2 separate regions of the Homo sapiens genome follow, and region 2 is linked to region 1. The links are chromatin contacts, found by Hi-C or POLR2A ChIA-PET in ENCODE. All regions are on one chromosome and are shown on one strand. The core of a region is the stretch at or near the end of the contact, and the rest is flanking DNA. Distances in the headings are between cores, read along the strand shown.

The links. A loop is a pair of places that touch in the nucleus more often than their neighbours do. ChIA-PET counts read pairs that join two places held with the same protein, here RNA polymerase II (POLR2A). Pooled maps may share reads with other maps.
Region 2: a loop to region 1 is called in a pooled map, with 4 times the contacts of the local background. The contact joins two enhancer-like sites. A Hi-C loop is called at or near these places in 2 of 50 pooled maps. POLR2A ChIA-PET finds 5 or more read pairs at or near these places in 2 of 52 experiments (activated B cell and activated CD4-positive, alpha-beta T cell).

The regions. Positions count from the first base shown.
Region 1 is chr16:23,502,632-23,506,621 of GRCh38, forward strand. All of the region lies in intron 1 of GGA2 (golgi associated, gamma adaptin ear containing, ARF binding protein 2), which reads right to left. Among named protein-coding and RNA genes, the nearest start is that of GGA2, 5.9 kb to the right of the region's middle. RefSeq lists enhancers at 1,827-2,328, 2,329-2,828. Within about 2 kb of position 2,305, at least 32 of the 41 ENCODE cell types and tissues checked have a DNase peak (open chromatin) inside an H3K27ac peak, as active enhancers do.
Region 2 is chr16:23,725,535-23,729,258 of GRCh38, forward strand. No RefSeq gene overlaps it. Among named protein-coding and RNA genes, the nearest start is that of ERN2, 14 kb to the left of the region's middle. RefSeq lists an enhancer at 3,667-3,724. Within about 2 kb of position 2,442, at least 2 of the 41 ENCODE cell types and tissues checked have a DNase peak (open chromatin) inside an H3K27ac peak, as active enhancers do.

The DNA.
Region 1 (3,990 bases), core at 1,055-3,554:
CAGTCTGTTCACATATGGAGAGGAGCAGCGGTTCTCACGGGAGCAGCTTCTGCATCCTGAGGAAGTTTGCCCAGACATTTCTGGTTGTAATAGCTGGTGGCTCCCACTGACATGCAGTCAACAATGGGAATCCTATGGTGCACAGGACTGCACCCCTTCTCAGTCAAAAAGGAATTTTCTGGCTTCCAAAATAGAAAGTGCTGAGGATCAACTGCCCCAGAGTCTACAAGGGAAACACTTTCTGAGACTTTCTTTTTTTCTTACAAGAACACCAGATCCCCACCAATGTGAGATGTCAGATTAAGTTTTTGTGGAAGGGTGGATATTGGGGGCAGAATCCTAAGACGCCCCATGATCTCTGCTGTCTTTTGTTACACCCTGAATCCTCATCTTTCCTTGGGTATGGCCAGACCTGTGCCTTGTTCAGAACATTTGAATATGGCAAAGTGAGGGAGTGGCTCTCTGGGAGTTACCTTTCCTTTCCTTTTATCGGGAACAATAGGAATCCCTATTTTCTTTCTTGTGTTTGCTTTCACAATACAGTGGTTTGGAATATCCCACTGTCGATTTGCGATTTCCTCCTCCAACCATAGTCTATAGCCCTTTATACGTAATTGAATATTTTCATGTATTGATTTTTTGTGTCTGAAGATGAAATATTAGATGAAACATGTTAAAACATTTCATGCAAAGCCTTCAGTGGTTGTAGAGTCTACTCTTTGGTGAATACACAAATTGATCTATTTTATATATTAAAAATTGTATTAGTTGTAATAATGATATTTTCTTTTTTATCTTTACTTGTAAGATATAGTTACTTAAATGTTTCCAAAATTAATGATATTATATCTTATATTTGATTTAAAACACTACTAGGATATTTGGATTGATAGTTGAAAATAAATGGCAAAATAAGAATTGCTGAAACCTAGTGATAATGTACTTACGATGAGTTTATTATCTATTATCCCATCATTGTTAAATTTTTAAATTTCCATGAAAACCTATACACAAGAACTTAAAATGTTGTGTAAAATACTTCGTGCCCTGCACTTTAGCTCCACTGCATACTGAATAAAAGGAAAACGGATTTTCCTATGGGGGGAAAAAAGATTTATCATGGCTCAAAAGTAACAGTAACCGTCATTTTTAAAAGTACCTAATATGGGGCCGGGTGTAGTGGCTCATGCCTGTAATCCCAGCATTTTGGGAGGCCAAGGTGGGCGGATCACCTGAGGTTGGGAGTTCAAGACCAGCCTGACCAACATGGAGAAACCCCGTCTCTACTAAAAATACAAAATTAGCCAGGTATGGTGCTGCATGCCTGCAGTCCCAGCTACTTGAGAGGCTAAAGCAGGAGAATTGCTTGAACCCGGGAGACGGAGGTTGCGGTGAGCCAAGATCGTGCCATTGCACTCCAGCCTGGGTAATAAGAGTGAAACTCCGTCTCAAAAAAAAAAAAAAAAGTACCTACTATGGGTCAGATACCATGCCAGATGTCCTCAGAACAATCCAGGTTGGCACGATCATCTACACCATTTTACAGATGAAGAAACCTACCCAACCACAAAGCAAGGGAGTGGCAGAAACAAAAATTAAGTCATAGGCTGGCCCAGCTCCACAGCCTGGATGTGTTTCTAACCACTCTTGCGGTGAGGTCTTCAGTTCCTTGACAAAGTTAGGGCCTCTCTTGGAAGCCAGCTTGATCTTCGTGCTCATAAACTCCTTGAAGGCAAAAAGCAGGCCTGTCTCATTCACTCTCACAGGCTCTAGTACCTAGAAGAGTTGCTGGCAGGTATCTACTGAATGAACGATTCCTCTTTTGCTAGACAGTGTTTGGCCAGCTGGCTGGACATACTGATAACACGGAGAGATGGCTATCTCAGTTCTGAAATAACTGGGCCCCTAAACACATAATCCCAGCCTGCACAAACTATTTCAGAAGACTTGAGCAGCTCCAAAAAATGACCCCCAGGGGGCCAGCAGCTGGGTCTGACCAGGCCACAGCAACCGCCGTAGGTCTGTTTGACACCAATCTGCTCCAAGGACTAGCTAGGGGCCAGACAGGGCACGGCCAGGGAGAAATTCAAAGGATGCCTTCTCTGTTTTGGGCTATCCCAGACTCCAAGGTGGTTTATTTATAGCTGGCACTTGAGCAGGACAGAGGGGTGCTGAGAAATAGCACTGCTGCCATGTATTTCCTCACTAAAAGCAGTGTTTGTATGATTCATTTCAAGCGTGCTACAGGGCCAGAGGTGTTAAGAAAACAGCTGAGACCTCCGGCTGTGAGTGAAATGGCTCATCCAAGAGTGACTAATTCAGAAGCCAAACCATCCCACGTCAGCTGCCAACCAACCACCGGGGTCATGACCCTGGCACCAGCAGCCGCCTGTGCTAGCAAGGGGAGCCCCAAGACTGTGAGGAAGTGGTCACCCCGAGGAGCAGAATGCAATCCTTCAGCAGTCCACGCTGCAGGGGGACTCCTTCCCTGGGAGGGACACGTGGACCCCAAGAGTCCGGCAATCATACAATTCAGCACATGTGAAAACCTCCAAGACTCAGCATGGGAATGTCCTACTCATCACCTGGGAGTAGGACCAAGTGGAAGGAAGAAACAGATTTACTGAGCACCCAACTTTTACTAAGCCATGGCCTCCCTGGTAGCGCTACCAGAGCTAGAATTCTAGAGCCCAAGAGGACTGAGTGCTGTTTTTAATAGCGCAAGGCTAGCAACACCTAAGATGTCTACCAACAGGGACCCGGTTAAATGGATCCTAGGACACCCATACAACGGGGCGTCTAAGGCTTTTCATTTAAAAGAACAAGGCGGCTACATCTGCAGTCATGTGGAATAATGACCAAAATACATGAAGTGGAAAAAAACACCACAGAACTGAATGACAGAATGCACAGGCGCTGCCGTTTGTACTTTTAAGGCATGAGATTCTGGTAACGGCTTCCTGATACTCCTCTGGGAACAACCCCTCTCCTCAATTCCAGGTCCCCCATTCACCCTCCCCACCTTTGGCTCTGGGTTGGGTACTGTCCCCCACCCCACCCCACCCCAGGTCTGGCCATCTTCATATTTCATGACCCCAGGTCATGCTGACTCCAAGGTGGACATAAAACCCAAGCCAACAGGCGGAAGAACAATAACTCTTGCAAATCAATGGGGAAAAGAAATTCTGCTGAGATTGCAGTAGGGAGAAGAGCAAAGCAGAGAAAATTCAATCAAAGAAGTGAACCGTGGAGCTCCTGGACTGAGCCTACCCCTACTCTGGGACTTTCTTTACTTTCCTTTTTTTGGTAAGCGGGTATGGGTATGAGTTAGTTTCAATTACTTGCAGCTATAAAAGCCTAATGATAATAATAGCTAGCGCTTCTTGGGCACTTACTACAAGCATAGTAAGGCACTATTTTAAGTGCTTTCTGTGTATTAAAGCCTTTGATTCTCTCAACAACCCTAAGAAGAGGTTTTATTACTCTCTTCCCATCTTAAAGATACAGCTGCCTTGTTTGCAGGGACCTGATCTTGGCCAGTCCTCAGACACCACCCCCTGGTGACTTCATGTAGCTCAGACCCATGAGCTTTTGCCTTCAACTACACCCATGTCTTGGCCATACTATCAATCCCACGACCCCCTTATCCCTCCATTGCAGCACCAATGGCCCACCATCCCCAACAAATCTGACTTAACCCATCGTTCACTTCATCTTCTCTGCTCCTACTCCCAGAAGAAAACAACAACAAATACAGCCATGAAGACTGCAACCCACATTCCTGATGTCCAGTCAGCATTCTGCAGTCCTCACTCAGGAACTCAGCGGGGAGATGGGTAGGAGTGATCCCATCCCACTCAACCCTGGGGAAACATGGCAGTATCTGGTGACATTTTTGGCTGTTATGACTGGGAGGAAGGGTGTGAGCTTTGGTATCCAGTGGATTTAGCCCAGGGATGCCACTAAACATCCTACAGTGCACAGGTCAGC
Region 2 (3,724 bases), core at 1,192-3,691, 220 kb after region 1:
GACCAGCCTGGCCAATATGGTGAAACCCCGTCTCCACTAAAAATACAAAATTAGCCAGGTATGGTGGCTGGTGGCTGTAATCCCAGCTACTTGGGAGGCTGAGGCAGGAGAATTGCTTGAACCTGGGAGGCAGAAGTTGCAGTGAGCTGAGATCGTGCCACTGCAGTCCAGCCTGGGCAACAGAGTGAGATTCTGTCTCAAAAAGAATATATATATATATATATATATATATATATATATATATATATATACACACACACACACACACACACACACACACACACACACACACACACATATATATGAGGCTGGGCGTGGTGGCTCATGCCTATAATCCCAACACTTTGGGAGGCTGGGGAGAGAGGATTACTTGTGCCCAGGAGTTTGAGACCAGCCTAGGCAACACAGTGATACCCTGTCTCTACAAAAAATTTAAAAAATTAGCCAGGTGTGGTGGCATGCATCTGTGGTCCCAGTTACGTGGGAGGCTGAGGCAGGAGGATTGCTTGAGCCCAGGAGGTCAAGGCTGCAGTGAGCTGTGTTTGTGTTACTGCACTCCAGCCTGAGTGACAGAGCGAGTCCCTGTCTCAAAAAAAAAAAAAAAAATAGAGTTACAGTCATTGACTTGGAAGAATTTCTTTGAGTCACATTGAGAATTGCAAGATGAGAAAACAACCTTATAGGAACTTATTTTTGTAAAACTTTGCAATATGTTTGTAAGTTATTTTATATGAGCATGGAGAAAAATACAGAATGTAATATACTGGTTTGTTAACAGGGGTTTTGTGGTAGGCTGGAGGGAGTGTTATACTAATGAAGGAATAAAACCAGCAAAAAAGAAAGAAAAAAGCTACTAAAAAATAGAAAATACTCTCATTATGTATCCCATTTATATAAAGTTGGATGTATCTATGTGATATGCATGTATGCACTGATTTGCATATATGTCCTTGACCAAATGAAAGAGCTGTTTATATTATTATGCAGAAATGTTTTTTAAAAAACAACTTTGGGGACAGTGTCTCTCTCTGTCTCCCAGGCTCAAGTGTGCCCAGGCCGGTCTCGAGCTCCCAGCCTCAAGAAATCAGCAATCCTCCTGCCTCAGCCTCCCAAAGTGTTGGGATTACAGGCGTGAGCCACCACTCCTGGCCTGGAGCAGTTTTAATTCCCATGTTCACATACCCTGCCAGTTCTGCACATCATAAATTCAGTGGATTGGAATGTCTTTGGAAACAAAATGAGGGTCTTCCTTTTATCCTCCTCAAAAGAGTCACTGTTGCTGCACATATGTGATTTACTTAATTGCTAAGTAATTTTCAAGGAAGGTTTTCTTGTCTCCATTTCACAGATGAGCAAACTAAGTTTCATAGAGGTTAAGTAATTTGTCCAAGTTTACAAAGCTAGTAAGTGATGCGGCTGTGATTCAAACTTAGGTCTGTTGGACTCCTGAGTCTGCGAGCTTAATCTCTATGTTCTATTTCCTTCCTCCTATTTTCCCCTTGATGTTTTCCCATGGTTTGCTTCTTCTAGATCATGGTGGTGTGAACTAATGAGCCGATTAAGGTTTAGGCTTCAAATAAAGGAGCCATTGGTAAGCGGTCCTGTTGCCTGGGCAGAAACACTCCTTGGTGCTCATTTGGGCTATGCTAATGCACTGGCACGACACACTGGGTTTTTTGTTTTTTGTTTTTTTTTTTTTGAGACGGAGTTTCGCTCTTTTTGCCCAGACAGGAGTAGTGCAATGGCGCGATCTCGGCTCACTGCAACCTCCGCCTCCCGGGTTCAAGCGATTCTCCTGCCTCAGCCTCCCAAGTAGCTGGGATTACAGGAGCCCGCCACCACGCTCGGCCAATTTTTTTTGTATTTTTAGTAGAGACGGGGTTTTACCTTGTTGGCCGGGCTGGTCTTGAACCTCCTGACCTCATGATCCGCCCGCCTCGGCCTCCCAAAGTGCTGGGATTACAGGCGTGAGCCACTGCGCCTGGCCTGTTGTTTTTTTGAGACGGAGTTTCACTCTTGTTGCCCAGGCTGCAGTGCAATGGCGCGATCTCGGCTCACTGCAACCTCCGCCTCCCAAGTTCAAGCGATTCTTCTGCCTCAGCCTCCCGATACAGATGGCCGCCACCACGCCCGACTAATTTTTCTTTTTTTGTATTTTTAGTAGAGACGGGGTTTCACCATGTTAGCCAGGCTGGTCTTGAACTCCTGACCTCAGGTGATCCGCCCGCCTCGGCCTCCCAAAGTGCTGGGATTACAGGCATGAGCCACCGCTCCCGGCCCACACTGGGGTTTAAGGCCAAAGCTGGTCCCTTTATCTCCCCCAGGGAACCTCGTGGCCTCATATCTCCTCCAAGAGCTCACCCACGCACAGAGCTCAGTCATTTCACTTTCTCCTCCCAGCCCCGGGCATGAGTAACCATCTCCTTAACGTCGGAAGAAGGCCAGAAGTCCTGCGGGACTGGGTTTCAGAGGCGGAGTCCTGCAGATTTCTGTTTTGCCTCACGAGAGGCCTCTAATGGTAACATTTCAAACTGCAGGCTCATGATTCCATTGGAATGACAAAAGCAAGCCAAGGGTTCCAAGCTGTTGCAAGTATTGGTTACCCACGGAGAAGGGAGAGTGGGGAAGAAACAGGGTAGTAACTCGGCGGAGGCTTGAGGGAGGCTCCTGGGGGATCTAACTGCATTATGTTTCTTGATACAGATGCAGGGGGCATGAACACTTTATTGACTGATTGATTTAAAGACAGTTGCATTCTGCCGTCCAGACTGGAGTGCAGTGGCGCGATCTTGTCTTACTGCAACCTTCACCTCCCCGGTTCAAACGATCCTCCCATCTCAGCCTCCCAAGTCCAGTAGCTGGGACTACAGGCGCATGCCACCCTGTCCAGACATCATTAACAATTAACGTATACACACTTACAATTAAATACATTATATTAAAGACAAAAGTAATAAATACTCAAAATATATTTTCTAATTCTTTTACTGTTGCTTCTGAGCACACTTGGGATTCTTTCTATCTATGGTATCTGTATGGTGGAAATACTATTACTATGTAATGGTGGGTTACACAGAATCATATCCCAACTCCATTCCAGTGACATCACATTACCATTTTGGAATCAGTTATGGTGCAAGTATTTCTGCCGTGGAAGTCAGCAGATGCTACAAGTTGGGGCTTGATTTATATTTTGTTGACCCCCTAAACTTTTTTTTTTTTTTTTTTTTTGAGACAGGGTCTCACTCTGTCTCCCAGGCTGGAGTGCAGTGGCGCTATCTTGGCTCACTACAACCTCCGCCTCCTGGGTTCAAGCGATTCTCCTGCCTCAGCCTCCTGAGTAGCTGGAATTACAGGCATGCACCATTACGCCTGGCTAATTTTTGTATTTTCAGTAGAGACGGGGTTTCACCATGTTGGCCAGGCTGGTCTTGAATTCTTGACCTCAGGTGATCCTCCCGCCTCGGCCTCCCAAAGTGCTGGGATTACAGGCATGAGCCACCGCACCCGGCCGAAAATATTTTTTAGAAGTGTTGTGTCTGTTAATGACAAAAAATCAAGGAAATATTCTCCTTGTGTTTGAAATCTATTATCTGATTCAACAAAGAATTTCCTTTTGTCATTGAAAAATGAGTAAAGTTCCAAAAAAATCTTCTTTTCATTTTTCTCTTCCTAGTTGTTTATGTAAACAAAAATATCAACAAATATGCATGTCAGAGCTACA